Linked DNA regions of Mus musculus: region 2 is linked to region 1. The links are chromatin loops, found by intact Hi-C in ENCODE. Cell type or tissue: heart. All regions are shown on one strand. Links, peaks and the distances in the headings refer to the core of each region. The heading gives the core; the rest is flanking DNA.

Region 1 (7,659 bases), core at 1,730-5,729:
ACTGAACAGATCAGGGTGATGCGATGGGAACATAGCTCTAGGAACTCTCTCTGCTTTTGGATCCTCACGAAAACCGAGTCACCGAGTTCCGAAAACTTCCTACCCCACCCCGGCGCCTCATCACGGTACGCACCGCGAGAACTCGCCGGGACCTTCAGACGAAGAGCTCCGAAGGTTCCCGAGTCAAAAAGACTCGGAGGCGGAACCCAAGGCCCAGAGGAAGCTGGGTAGCCGAGTTCAGGCGCGCCACGGGAGGAAGCGGAAATGCGTTGCCATTTTAAAGGTGTCGTCCCGCCTCTCGTGTCTCTCTTTCCGTCTCCGGCCGCCATAGGGAGAGGAGGTGAGTGTGAGGCCTCTGTCCGTCCCGCGTGGCCGCCATCTCGCTCCCACGGCCTCGGTCTCCTGCCTGGGCTTTCTCTCCTTGTACCCAAGCACCATTCGCTGCCCTCATTCCCCACCGGAAGTGGGGCCTCAGCGTCCCTTCCCCCTTCTAAGTCTCCGCGGTGTTAGCTCGGCCTGCCTCCTTTGCTCACCCTTTCCTCGGCCGTGTAAAGCTCTTGCTCGCTTTTTCCCAACGGTGCTGCCGCTTACCCAGCCGCCTGTCCACGGCCTGCTTCTTTCTGACATCTTTCACACCCCCCCCCCCCCCGGCTTCTCCCCAGCCGCCGCCATGTCCGCGCATCTGCAGTGGATGGTCGTCCGGAACTGCTCCAGTTTCTTGATCAAGAGGAATAAGCAGACGTACAGCACGGTGAGTCGGGCCCGCGTGTGAGGGGCACTGTGGCTCTTTTGCGTATCGGAGCCTCCGGGCCTTAACTTAACATCGTGTACACCTATTCCCCAGGAGCCAAATAATCTGAAAGCCCGAAACTCCTTCCGCTACAACGGGCTAATTCACCGCAAGACCGTCGGAGTGGAGCCGGCCGCCGATGGCAAAGGGGTCGTGGTAGTTATGAAACGCAGATCCGGTGAGCCTTTGCACACGATAGCGCTCCCTTTTTCCAGGGTCCAGAACTGCCCTTCCTCTGACTTCCCGGCTGTGTAAGGTGATCTTTAAATTAAGAAGTGTAGAGAGAAACTTAAGTACAGTTTCTCTATGTAGACCTCAATGTCCTGGAACTCTACATCAGGTTGGTCTAGAACTCAGAGATCCACCTGCCTCTGCTTCCTGAGTGCTTGGATTAAGTGCATGCGCTATGTCCCTCCTGTATCTGGGAGGTTCCTAAAGAGGGATGGGATTTTCCCGGGCTTTAAGACTTACCTGTGACAGTCACCTAAGGGATGTACTGAATGGGCTGGAGGGAAGATGGGGTGAGCATGGTCTTCAGAGAGGCTCTGTGTTCCATCAGGCAGATGCTCTGAAGGGCTCATGCAGATGGACTGATTCCTAGGCTTTCCTTACCAGGTCAGCGAAAACCTGCCACTTCTTATGTGAGGACCACCATCAACAAGAATGCTCGGGCTACCCTCAGCAGCATCAGACACATGATCCGAAAGAACAAGTACCGCCCTGATCTGCGTATGGTGAGTAATGGATGGGTACTTAAGGCAGGGGGGCAGCTGGTACTAAACCTGAGGGGCTGCATGCAGGCCTGGGTGCTTGGCTCTGCCTAGCTGGAGCTAGACTCGGGACTTTTGATCACTCACACACACACACACACACACACACACCCTGCCTCCCCGGAGTCCTAGGAAACAAGCAGCAGTAAATGGGAGTGTCTTTTGAGTTTGTGAGCTAAGTTCCTTGTCCTGTCCTCAGGCGGCCATCCGCAGGGCCAGTGCCATCCTTCGAAGCCAGAAGCCTGTGGTGGTGAAGAGGAAACGGACCCGCCCCACCAAGAGCTCCTGAGCCCCACACGCCCGAAGCAATAAAGAGTCCACTGACTTCCATTAGGCCTCCAAAATGTTTTGTGCTCATTGAGCTGTGGCTCTGCGCTGTCTTTAGTTGTGCTATCAAAGCTATTAGAACTTGTTCATCTGGAGTGAGGGTTGTTGGGGATAGAAGCTGTTCAGGGCCATCTGGGTACCAACAGGAGTGAGAGCGGCTTGTGCAGGACATTCAGTTGATTCCTGTGGAAACAGGAGTGAGGGTAAATGACTTCAGGGTTCTTAGCTGCTGACACTGTCAGATATCCTGAGCTTGAGGCTGTCTCACCAGGTCTTAGTCCACTGACCCAGATAAGGCCCCCACCCTTCAGTTGACAAGCCTCCTTATAAGAAGGAAATGGGAGGTTCAATACCCGGTTTCAGAGTGAAGTCTTCAGTTATCAGATGCTCTGATGTGTGAAACAGTGATACTCCTGAAGGAAACATTCTGGTGGGTGTCAGCTGGGACTTTGTGCTGCTGCAGTAGAATTTCAGTGTGAATTGCTGACCTTAGAAAATGTCAACAAAGTCTAGTGTTTACCAAATGCATGTCCTTTATATTTGTAATCTCAGCATTCTGGTAGGCTGAAGCAGGTGACTAAGGCCAGCCTTGTTTATAAAGCAACTCCGAGAATACCCAGGGCTATAGAGACGACCACATCTCAGAAATCAGCCATTGTAAGTCTATCTGGGTGGGTGGGTAAGTAAAGTGAGTATACAGGTGTACTGAGGGACTCAGTGGCCATTTCTTGCCCCTTCCAGCCAGTACTAGCATTTCCTGGAAAACTTGAGGCTCACATGCAAAATAGTACCCATACCATTTTTGCTGGATTTTTGTCGCTGCTACACAACTCAGGCCAAAGTGCTGCCTGGGCTTTGGTCCCAACTGGATCATTGTCCATTCCAGTCCGACTTGAACTATTTTCTTTTCTTTTTTTTTTTTTTTTTTAAGATTTTATTATATGTAAGTACTCTGTACCTGTCTTCAGACACACCAAAGGAGGGCATCAGATCTCATTATGGATGGCTATGAGCCATCATGTGGTTGCTGGGATTTGAACTCAGGACCTTCGAAAGAGCAGTCATTGCTCTTAACTGTTGCCATTTCCAGCCCCTTGAACTATTTTTTTTTTTAAAGATTTATTTATTATATGTAAGTACACTGTAGCTGTCCTCAGATACTCCAGAAGAGGGGATCAGATTTCGTTATGGATGGTTATGAGCCACCATGTGGTTGCTGGGATTTGAACTCACAACCTTCGGAAGAGCAGTCGACGCTCTTAACCACTGAGCCATCTTGCCAGCCCCCCCTTGAACTATTTTTAACCCAAGTTTAACTCATGGCACCTCTCTCCCCACTGATAGACCCTGGCTCAGCTCACTGAAGTGAACTGAGACCCTTATGTTTTGAGATGCTGGTGAGCATAGCGTTCTTGGCAGCAGTCCACCCTGTTGACCTATCGACGGGAAAATATTTTTTTTAACTTATACTCATTTTTATTGGGGTGTAAATAAGGTGAATTCACCCTCTTTGAAAAAGCATGTGTAGGGGCTAGAGGGAAGGCTCAGCAGTTAAGCACTGGCTGCTCTTCCAGAGAGTTCTGACCTCATTTCTCAGTATTCAGCTTTGGATCACACCATCTATAATGGGATCTGATGCCCTCTTCTGGCACACAGGTGTACATGCAGACTTAGGACTCAAATGAATGTAAAAAAGCCAATGTGGTACATGCAGGAGGTCAGAGGAGGATGGTGTCCTGATTGTTCCTTTTAAGACAGTCCCATTGAATTGGATTTAGGCTCGGAAGTCAGCAACCCCCAGCTTGTCTCTGCCCACCTTTGTGCTGGGAGTACAGTACAGCTGTGTGGCAGCATCTGGCTCTGTTGTCCATGAATCAGTTTGCACATGGGGAGGTCAGAGGACAATACATGGTTTTATTCCTATACTTTTAGGTGGATTCTGGAGGTCAAACTCAGGTTGCCAGCCTTGAGGGCAAGCTCCTTTTACTAAGCTTTTTTTTGTTTTTCGAGACAGGGTTTCTCTGTGTAGCCCTGACTGTCCTGGAACTCACTTTGTGGACCAGGCTGGCCTCCAACTCAGAAATCCACCTGCCTCTACCTCCCAAGTGCTGGGATTAAAGGTGTGTGCCACCACGCCCTGCTTTCACTAAACTATCTTGTTAGTCCATGACTAGCTTTGTAAACAATTTTTTGTTTTCTCAGTGTAACTCTGCCTGTCCTGGAACTGGCTCTTGTGCTGGGATTTAAGGCATATGCTGCCACTATTGAGCTTAATTTTTATCGATTTTAATGAGACAGGTTCAGTGTCTGTTGCCCTGGCTGTCCTGAAACTCACTATGCAGACCAGGCTGGCCTGGAACTCGGATCCTCCTGTCTCCTGGGATTAAAGGCGTATGCTGATCCCGATCTCCGCTATGACTGGCTTTCTCCTGTGGGTGCTGAGGATTTGAACCCTGCTGTCCCTTCCCTCACTGGCCTGCATAGCAGTGTAGTATAACAGGCTGCCTCTGTTGGGAATACAGTTTGCACCATCACATAAAAATCAGTCTTTTTCCAGGACAGCCAGGGCTATACAGAGAAACCCTGTCTCGAAAAACCGGAAAGAAAAAATGAGTCTTTTCCACCAGGTTTAATGTCCTGTAGGTTACTTGGCGTGCCTCCCTGTGTTTCCTTGCATGGCTGAGCAGGCTCAGCTGTAAGTCTTTGGGAATGGAGGTAGGTTTTTGTGCAACTAGAATTGGTCAGGAGGCCCACTTGCATTTCCTTGTTGATCTGTTTACTAATTAGTTCAACCACAGCCTGCACACTTAGAATGCTCATGAGCACTTGGAGGGATGGCTTAGTAAAGACCACTTGCTCCTGCAAAGGACCCAGTTTCTTTCCCAAGAACCCATGTCAGGCTTCTGTAACTCCAGAGAATCATTGCCATTGGGCTCCACAGGCACTTCTGTTCACATGCACATTCTCACAGATACACAAATATGTATGTACGTTTGTGTGTGTTTCATATATATGAAACATGAGGGAACCAACCTTGTAACTTCTGCACTGCATCCAAAGAGGTGCTCGGTAAATGCTTGTCACGGAACGAGCAAGAGACAGATCCTCTTCAATAGCGTTTCTTCCAGTTTCTATTAACTTCACCACTGACCCCGATGGAATCCCATAGGAAATAGTTCCCAGCATCTGTGTATAATACATCAAAATACCAGAGTTGCTTAGGGTTGGGAGCCGGTTGGTAGGCAGAGAGCACACACACAAAGGAGTTTCCCTCCCCAGAAGTCAAATTGATAGTGATAATCATTAATCAGGCAGATGGATAACATTTACCAGCAGGACAATCCAAGGCCTCAGATCTCTCCAGGACAAGTCTTTTTGGCATGAGCAGTGTTTGAGCCAGCTCAGCTGAGTTAATCTGTACTGTACAGCCTATCCCCAGTCCTTGCCTTACCTATACTGAGCATATACAGAGATCCAACTGTAGGAATGCAATCTATAAACAAAATTGTTTTTAAATTGTGTCTCAGACTAGTATGGGCTGAGTGTACCTAGCAACTTTCACAATTTTTCTGTACATGCAAAACTGTCCTAAAGCCGGGCGTGGTGCTGCACGCCTTTAATCCCAGCACTTTGGAGGCAGAGGCAGGCAGATTTCTGAGTTGGAGGCCAGCCTGGTCTACAGAGTGAGTTCCAGGACAGCCAGGGCTACACAAAGAAACCCTGTCTCGAAAAACCAAGAAAAAACCAAACAACCCAAGTCATCCTGTTCTTGAGCCATCTCCTCAACCCGCATGTTTAAACGTTGTGCATTCATACAGACTTTCCTCCCAAAATAAGATTAAGGAACTGGGTGCCCAAGAGATAGGATGAGAATGAATTATTCCAATGCAGAACTACAGCAATTTGTTTGTTTTTAAGATAGGATTTCTCTGTGTAGTCTCAGGTGACCCAGGACTTATAACAGCAATCTTTCAAACTTAAAATATTTGGGCTGGCAAGATGGCTCAGGAAATAAGTAAGGGAGCTTGGCTCCAAGCCTGAGGACCTGAATTCTATCCCTGGAAAGCATATGTAGGAGAGAAGCAACTCCTGCAGGCTATTCTCCAACCTCTGCATGCACATTGCTTCACATGCCCACACATGCTCACAAAAACAGTACATGTGAAAATTGTGCGTTTGATGTGTGTATGGATCCTGGCAAGAGAGGAGTCATGGACCAAGAGAGCAAAGTGGCTTGTATCCAAAATGGTACTTACATAGAGATGACAGGCTGGAGGAGAGGTAGGGGTGGGTGAGACATCTTCTGGATCTCTTTGCGACCTAACAACAGTGTGAGTACTTAAGCACATTTATAAGGCTTGTGGGGATCTGAACTGAGATCCTCACCCTTGTGTGGCAAGTACACTATCCTGTGAACTCTCTCCCCAGGCTAAGGTATTTTAAAAGATTTACTTTTACATATATGAGGGTTTTGCCTATATTCATGTGTACCACGTAATGTGCTTGGTACCTGTGGAGGTCAAAGGGTTCAGATCCGCTGGAACCAGAGTTAGCAGACTGCTATGAGCTACCATGTGCGTACTGGGAATTGAACTCAAGTCCTCTTCACCACGGAGCCATCATTCCAGCTCCCCCTCCTCCACCACCACCTTTTTGCATTAAAAATAGAATGAGAGACATGGTTTGGTGGCACATGCATTTAATCACATGAGATGAAGCAACTTAATCTCCGAGTTGGAGGCCTGATCTACATAATGTATTCCAGGCCAGCCAGGGCTACATAGTGAGACCCTGTCTTAAAATGGAGGTTGGGGAGCATGGCTAGATAGTTCATCTATCTAGTAGTAGGGGCTTTTGCTCTCCATGACAACCTGAGTTCAATCCATGGAGCCCACGTGATTAAAGGAGAGAGCTGACTTTCATAAGTTGTCCCCTGACCTACATACACACAGTAACAAATATGTCATCTGTCTTCTAAAAATACCTTTAAAATATTTAGTGTGTATGTGTGTGAAATGTTGTGTGGGCACAGCAAATGTGTGACAACCCTATGGAGTCAGTTCGTCCACATTAATGTGGGCTTTGGGAACAAATTCAAGTTCTCAGGCCTGGGTAGCAAGCATTTGAAACCAAAGGAAACATCTTGCCGGTTGTAGTTTTTGCAGTTTTGAATGGGTCATATTCATAAGGTGTTTACAGCCCTCCTTTGGGGCATCTGAAGCTGGCAGAAACAGCAGTGTGTCATGTATAATGCATGTTGCCTTGCTTTTTATTTTGTTTTGATTTTACATAGTCTGGAAAAGCTCTGAACAGAAGAGCATGTACGAGAGAAAAGAGAATATGATACTTGTTATACACTTTTAAAAATGTTATTGGTGGGCTGGCGAGATGGCTCAGTGGGTAAGAGCACCCGACTGCTCTTCTGAAGGTCCAGAGTACAAATCCCAGCAACCACATGGTGGCTCACAACCATCTGTAACAAGATCTGACTCATCTGGAGTGTCTGAAGACAGCTACAGTGTACTTACATATAATAATAAATAAATCTTTTTAAAAAAATGTTATTGGTGAGGCTGGGCGTGGCGCACGCCTTTAATCCCAGCACTCAGGAGGCAGGGGCAGGTGGATTTATGAGTTCGAGGCCAGCCTGGTCTACAAAGTGAGTTCCAGGACAGCCAGAGCTATACAGAGAAACCCTGTCTCGAAAAACCAAAAAAAAAAAAAAAAAAAAAAAAAACAGTTATTGGTGGGGCTGGAGAGATGGCTCAGCAG
Region 2 (7,659 bases), core at 2,144-6,143, 350 kb before region 1:
TGGAGGCTGAGGCAAGAGGATTGCAAGTTCAAGGCCTGCCTAGGTTACAAAGTATGTTCAAGACCTGCCTGGGCAACTTGGTAAGAACCTGTCTCAAAAAAGTCAAAACAGGGCTGAGGAGGTACTTCAGCAGCAGAGCACCTGCCTCGAATCCCCCAGTGAAGAACTGAGGGTGTGGCTCAGTGGTAGAGTCCACAATCCCCACATGAGAAGCTGGGGCATGGCTCAGTGGTAGACCACCTGCCTAGAATCCCCCAGTGAGGGGCTGGGGTGTGGCTCAGTAGTAAACCACCTGCCTAGCAAACAAGACACCGTGGGTTCAATCCTCAAAACACACACACACAAAATAGCAAATGTCCACCCACTAATCAATACATAAACCAACTGCAGTCTATCCAGGCCATAGCATACTCTTCAGCCATAACTGTAGTAATGTACTGACATATGACAAGGTGAATGGACCTGGAAACTCTACACTCAGTGAGTCAGACATTCATACATGCATTCATTTATATGCAATGTCCAGAATAGGTAAATCCACAAAGAGAAAGGATGCAGGTTTCCTGGAGCTAGGAGATTTGGGGGAAGAGGAGCTGTTATGAAAATATTCTAAAGGCGTGTGGGAAGACGAAAACATTCGAAGGACGTATGGAAATATGCTACTGTTGTTCTGAGAAATGCCACCAGAGGCTATCCTCTGTCCTCCACAAGGATGTGCACGCATATGCACATGTGTACCCACCTCCCCCCTATACACACAAAGCAAACATATCAAGATATGCAAATACTGAGGCTGGCAATTGGCTCAACAGGCCACAGCACTTACTGCTAAGTCTGAGGACCAGGGTTCAATGTCAGGACCTACAGAGCAGAAGGAGAAAACCAGCTTCCATGGTTGTCTACACAGATGGCAAACTCAGACCCACTCCAGCCCAACATACACACACTACATAATAAAAACAGGTTTGGTTTTGGATAGTTTTGAGAATGTGAATTATGTAGCTGTTGGGGTGTGTGTGTGTGTGTGTGTGTGTGTGTGGTGTCTGCCTTTATTCACTTAGCACAACATCCTGTAGAATCATCACACAGAAGCATGTCTGAATTCCTTTCCTTTTGAAAGCATAGTAATATTCCACTGTATGGATGAGCCGTATTCTGTTTATTTGTCTGCAAATTGACACCTGGAATGCTTCTGCCTTCGAGGTATTATAAACAAGGCTGCCATACACAACATTGTGCACACAACAGTGTGCACATAACTCTTCAAACCCCAGAGCAGGGGCTGCTCTTACCTCTTTTAGCCAGCTCCAAAGCAGTTTGTTTCCCGATGCCTGTGTTGGCTCCTGTCACGATAACAGTCTTCCCAGGTATGGTGGCCTTGCTGGGACAAGCCCCACCAGCGACATAGTCCCTGAAGGTGAGAAACAGCACAGTGAGTTCTGTCTGCCTCGTGCCTGCCTCAAGATTTATGAGCTGGGGCAAAGCACTCGTAAGCTCACATCCATCACCAAAGCACCCAAACACACGGGAGTCCTCGTCATGGCCTCAGAAAAGGATTATACGTTGGAACATCTCCAAGAGGTAACAATCATTTATTCATACTTTTATAAAAACAAAAGACAATAGCCAGAAGTGGTGGTACACACTTGCAAGCCCAGTACTCAGGAGGCAATGGCAGGAATACCAGGAATTTAAGGTCATCATCCTCGACTACAGAGCAAGCTCAAGGCCAGCCTAGGCTACATGCTGCCTTGTCTATAGATGGATGGATGGATAGACAGACAGACAGACAGAATGCATGACGTTGGAAGGAGCATGTGTCAGAAGGGGTCCATGGAAGTTGGAGAACAATGATTGGGAAGCGGGTGTGTATACATCAAGAAGCTGGAGAGATGTCTCAGCAGTAAGAGCACTGCTGCTCTTACAGAGGACCCAGGATCAGCTCCCAGCACCCCACACGGTGACTCACAATAACTCCAGTTCCACGGGATCTAACATCTTCTTTTAACCTCCGAAAGCATAGCATATGCATACATGCGGGGGGGGGGGGGGCGGGGAGGGAAACACCTCATGTAAGCTGTTAGCGGTGACAGACACGCATGTCCTTGGTCCCAGCACTCAGGAGGCAGAGGCAGATCTCTCGTGAATTCAAAATCAGCCTGGTCAATATAACGAGTTCCAGGCCAGCCAAGGCTTCATGGTGAGACCCAGTCTGAAAAACGCAAGGAAGGAAAGAAGGACGGGGGAGGAGAGGAAAGGGAAGAAAGGAAGGAAGGGGAGGCAAACAGGCTGGGCAAAGAGGAAAGGGTAGAGAAGGAGTGGTCCAGAGATAAAATGAGCACAAGATCCATGCTCCACCCCTTCTCCCTAGGTGACCTTGAAGAGGTGACCCGCCCTCCTCTCCCGGAAAAGCCATACTAGTGAGCGGGAAGAATTCGTCCGAGGACTTAGGACAAGGGATACTTCTCTGGCCTTGTTTGGCATTCCCCTGTCGCAAACCTACCACCAAGCGCGCAGAGAAGACGCGCAGACTCACTTGAGCAGCACGGTGCCGCCGATCACCGTGCCCACTACGGACACCGGCAGCAGAAAGCGGCTCATCCCAGGCTGGGGAAAAGGGTGTCCGTGGGTCTGCACTCCAGGCCACTCCGCGGACGAACGCGCTGCCCAGGAACCCACGTGCGCTCGAGTAGCGTGAACGTGGAATCACACAGCCACCAGAACCCGGCTATGGGGAGTGACCAGATGTGGAGGCGGGGCTTTAGGAAGTAGGCCCATGGCGCACTTAATGCTGGGAAACGTAGTTTCTGGAGATGGAATGCGGCCGAGGTTGACAGGCGTGTCAGCTACCAGATCAAATGTCATCACACTCAACCAATCCAAGGGCGTCCTGAAGTTCGGGAAGAAAAAGAGAGAGAGAGAGAGAGAGAGAGAGAAAGAGGGGGGGAGGGAGGGAGGGAGGGAGGGAGGGAGGGAGGAAGGAAGGAAGGAAGGAAGGAAGGAAGGAAGGAAGGAAGGAAAGAAGGAAGGAAAGAAGGAAGAAATAAAAAAAATAGTAGCTGGGTGGTAGTGGTGCTCGCGTTTAATCCCAGCATTACGGAGACAGGAGCAGGCAAACCCATAAGTTTGTGGCCAGCCTGTTCTACAGAGGGAGTTCTAGGAAGCCAGATCCATGCAGAAGAATACTATCTGGGAGGAAGAAAATAAATAAAGTAGATAGATAGATAGTTTGGTACCAAGCATTTCCATTTCCAGACATCGAGACCCTGTAGAATGAACCATGGTTTTTCTCCTCTAAATAATAGTTAATGGTAGCACTTTCTGTGTAGGCCTTGTGAAGGAGGGAAGAAGGCTGGGACCTGGACCCCTGGGTCTGAGGGAGGAGGGTGAAGTATAGATTCCTGAGTCTGAGGGAGAAGGGTAGGATTTGGACTCTTGTGTTTAAGAGTGGAAGTCTGGGGTGTGGGCTTTGGATCTGAGGGAGGAAACTGAGACCTGGACCATTGGATTTGAAGGAAAAGAAGGATACTGGCTTTAAAACAACAGTGAGATGGTGCATGGGGTAGAGACACTTGTCATACAAGCTTTGCAACTTGTGTTTGATTCCTAGAACATGGTGGAAAGATAAAATCAACTCCCAAAAGTTGTCCTCTGACCTTCCACCACGGCATGTATGTGTCCACACACTTATACACCAAAAGGAAAGAATAATATATTTAAAACATACTAAAGTGTTAGTGTCTAGAAGCAGGAGAGGAGGAAAGGAAGACAGACAGACAAACAGACGAACGGACAGAAGGAAGGAAGGAAGGAAGGAAGGAAGGAAGGAAGGAAGGAAGGAAGGAAGGAAGGAAAAGAAAGGAAGTTAGGAAAAAGGCTATAGACAGTGGACAAATACATCCTGTCACTAGAAAATGTCAGCACACTTGACACCTGTTTGTCTTCATGAAGGTGACAAGGAGATAAATATTTTTCAATTATCAGATTGGCAACATTATAATAAATATTCAGTGTTGGCAAGGATCAGGGGAAACTCCCTGTTGGTGGGAGTCAATTATCTGGTGTTCCTGAAAGTCTAGTCAGACACCTGTCACAGGATGATCCGTGTATACTATTGACCCAGACATTCCCTTTGTAAGAAGTTATACTTAGGAAATGATTGGTCATTCCAAAAGAAAAAAAGAACAACTGGCCTTAGTGTGCACTTGTGAGTGCTCACTCACAACTTCTTGCAACTTACTTAACACCTCTTGTGTTCCAAGCACAGCTACTGAATTCAATCCTTACCACACAGTTTCCCTGACAGTAACAGTAAAGGCTGATTCTCCTGGGACTGGAAAGGTAGGTCAGTGGCACTTGCTGCTGCTGCAGAGGACCCCAGCACCCAACAACCATGTCTAACTCCAGTTTCAGGGATTCAGACGCCCTCTTCTGGCCTTCCCAGGCACTGCACAAAAATGGCTCAGAGACAACTCAAGCAGGTACAACATTCACACATAAGATAAATAAATAACTTTTCATTTAAAAAGAGTGTTTTTCAAATGTCTGAGAGCCTTCATCTACCACAAATGTGAGGAGGTGTCCTAGTTAGGGTTACTATTGCTATGATAAAACACCATGACCAAAAGCGAGTTGGGGAGGAAGAGGATAATTAGAAAGGATTACAGGCTGTGATCCAGCTAGTCCAACAATGGCTGTCTACCAATGACCAAAGAATTCAGTAGTTGTTCAGTCCAAGAGGCTGGTCTTCAGTGTGTACCAGAATCCTGAAGAATGACACTCCAATGACAGTGAAACAATGGACTTGGAAAGACCGTGGTTGGAAAATTGGCACCTGGAGTTGGGTGTTGCTGTGACAGACCTGACCATGTGTTTCAGGGAGGATTGTGAAAGAACCTTGGAACTCTGGGCCTTTGAGTGTTGAGAGCTTAGTGGGCTGCTCTGTGGAAGCTTAGAAGATAAGAATGTTGAGAGCACACCAGCCAGCAGCACTCCTTCACGGCCTCTGCATCAGCTCCTCCCTCCCGGTTCCTGCCCCGTTTGAGTTCCTGTCTTGACTTCCTATGATGATGAACATGATATGGACATGTAAGTCAATAAATCCTTTCTTCTTCAACTTGCTTTGATCATGGTGTTTCATCTGACTAAAATGGTAAGAAGAAGACAAGCAGAAAAACCACAGTGGGTGCTACATTTTTTGTTTTGTTTGTTTGTTTGGAAACAGGGCCTCTTGTAGTCTAGGCTGGTCTCTAACTCACTATGTAGTTGAGGACAACCTTGAGTGCATTCAGCCTAAAATCATCTACTCCTAGAACAGACTCCTACTGAGAATGCTCTTAGTCCTCTCAACTGCCCTGGGATTGCAGCCACTCCTCCACAGAAGCAGGAAGCAGACACAGACGATGCACAAACAAACCACTGCATCTATGTTGCAATAAAGCTTTATGTGGAAAACAAGCAGAGAGACAGTTTGCCAGCCCCTACCATGCAATTTGGAAAAAAAGAAAATGTCAAGAAGGCATTTGTTACAAGAACCTGTTCCATAGTGAGTTCCAGAACATGGGCTGCCTAGAACGCGGTTATTACAAAGAGGAAGATGCAAGCAAAGTTCTGCTTTTGAAGACCTCCTGTCCAATTCCGAGACACACCCAAGGTGGGTGGAATGTCTCTGTGCACTTCAGGTTGACTCTGCACCCTTTGCCAAGATTGATATTGTCAAGAAAAAAAAAAAATGGTGCACACTGGGTGCTGTCCCAGGTGCTGAGAGTAGTCCTCCATAGGGTCCTCTGATTTCCCAGGGCAGAAGTTTCAAGACATCCAGAAAAGGTCTCTCTCAGTCCCTCCTCCCCTCCCTCACTTCCTCCCTACCTTTCTCTCTCTCTCTCTCTCTCTCTCTCTCTCTCTCTCTCTCTCTCTCTCTCTCTCTCTCCCTCCCTCCCTCCCTCCCTCCCTTCTTTCCTTTCTTCCTCCCTCCACCTCCAACCCTTGTTTTTGAAAGTGTGGCTCAGACTCCCTGTGTAGCTGAGGATGACCCTGAACTCCCAATTCTCCTGCCTCCACCCCACTCTACCCACCACATTTGGTTTGTACAGTGCTGGGTGATATGTTTTGTAAAACAAGGTATGATGCAGCAGGAGGGGGTGCCTCAGCAGGCCCATGCTGAGGCATCCCCACCCCTTGAGGTACCAGCCATACAATGGGTCTAGTATAAAATAGAGTTTATTTGGGGGCATGAGAAGGGGAGTTGAGAAAGGAGTAGAGACAGATAAAAAGAGCAGAGAGGAAAGAGAGAGGGAGGAGGAGGAGGAAGAGGAGGAGGAGGAGAGAAGGAGGGGGAGGGGGAAGGGAAGGGGAAGGGAGAGGCTGACCAAGAACACATGTCGAGAGAATGGGGGAAGGGGTCAGGGGGAGAGATCAGAAGTAGGAGTCAGAGCTCCAGAAAGCCCAGTCTTTTTATAGGAAGCCAGGCTCTCATACCTGACTGTTGCTAGGTAACTGCTGGGTGGAGCCTAGAAGAAACGTTAACATGCTAACACTGTGGTTCCTGACTGAGCATTCTAAGTGCTAGGAAAACTTACCTATTTAACACAGTACTGGGAATCAAACCCATGGCTTTGTTCATGAATGGTAGACAAGCAATCTACCAACTGAGCTAGATCCTCAGCTCCCAGAGAGGCCCTTGTTTGAAGCTACTGGATAATGAAGTCATTTGTTACATGGCCACAGCTGGTAAAACACATATTCTGTTTATCAGTACATCTTGTTAGAATAAACCTTGAGCAAACTCTGTCAGACCCAGACAAAGGTCCTATGTTGAAACTCCAACCCCTTTCCCATCACTGAGTTGCCAAACTCAGTCTCCCACTATGATCCACATCCTGATAGCTGGGGCAAGGCGGCTTCTAAACATAAAATAGCCTTGTCTGGACAAACAATTCCAGGAGGAATTGCAGACTTAGCATTTGGCTACCTGAAGCTGTGTTAACGTCCCATGTTCCAAACCTCCCATATAAACTCCAAGTATCCCTTCCCTTTTTTGGCAGACCCCTTTTCTGATGTATCAGCCCCTGACTGTTAGAAATAAACAGTCCAGTCTGTCGAGGCCAGTACCCTGTCTCTTTAAGCTGCCTCGTAAATCTAACATACCACACACCAAGCACTCCACTCATGTTCCAATAACCCAGAGAAGAGAAGAGAGGCGAGAGATGGAGGAACCAAGGCTGGGTGAGAAAGGAGGACTGGGGATGGAAAGAAGAAAGACAAAAAAAAAAAAAAAGGAGAGTTGGTGATGTTGCCTGCCAGGACCACAGAGCCTGGGCAAAGATAGGCTGGAGGCAACCCTGGAGAGGGCAGAGGAGGCCTGGGCAGGGAGGCAGGACACACCGCTGGCCAGGAAGGGTGCTTCCAAATGTGAGAAGAACTAGGCAAGAAGCAGAAGGCAGAGATGCATCTAAAGTGGGGAGGAGGTGGCAGCTTGATTTTGGGGTGACATTGCATAGATGGAAGAGATGAGTCTGCAGTCCTCAAAAAAAGGACCTAGATTATGACTTTAAGGCCAGGTTGCAAAGCTTGTCTGTGGCTTGGAGGGTATTGGGGAGCCACAGAGAAATGAAAGGTCATGAGCAAGGTGACTGTTTTCATGACTGGGGAGGTGTTTGT

The links. Peaks named below come from ENCODE experiments on the same cell type or tissue, not always from the same donor. Only the 100,000 strongest peaks of a DNase experiment are listed, where the experiment ranks them.
Region 2: it touches region 1 in a loop (2.1-fold over the local background); 2 of 42 quality-filtered maps call a loop at or near these places.

The regions. Positions count from the first base shown.
Region 1 is chr7:4,792,659-4,800,317 of GRCm38, forward strand. Rpl28 (ribosomal protein L28) reads left to right here and starts at 307. Exons shown (of 5, transcript NM_009081.2): 1 at 307-340; 2 at 663-751; 3 at 845-968; 4 at 1,406-1,524; 5 at 1,760-1,889. The coding sequence starts at 671. The coding sequence ends at 1,849. In heart, for the core only: a CTCF peak has its summit at 3,543 (motif pointing left); no DNase peak of the experiment used is centred there; H3K4me3 peaks cover 436 bases.
Region 2 is chr7:4,442,911-4,450,569 of GRCm38, forward strand. Rdh13 (retinol dehydrogenase 13 (all-trans and 9-cis)) reads right to left here and starts at 2,747. Exons shown (of 7, transcript NM_175372.4): 1 at 2,537-2,747; 2 at 1,293-1,411. The coding sequence starts at 2,601. In heart, for the core only: a CTCF peak has its summit at 4,428 (motif pointing left); a DNase peak (open chromatin) is centred at 2,781; H3K4me3 peaks cover 1,226 bases; H3K27ac peaks cover 1,204 bases.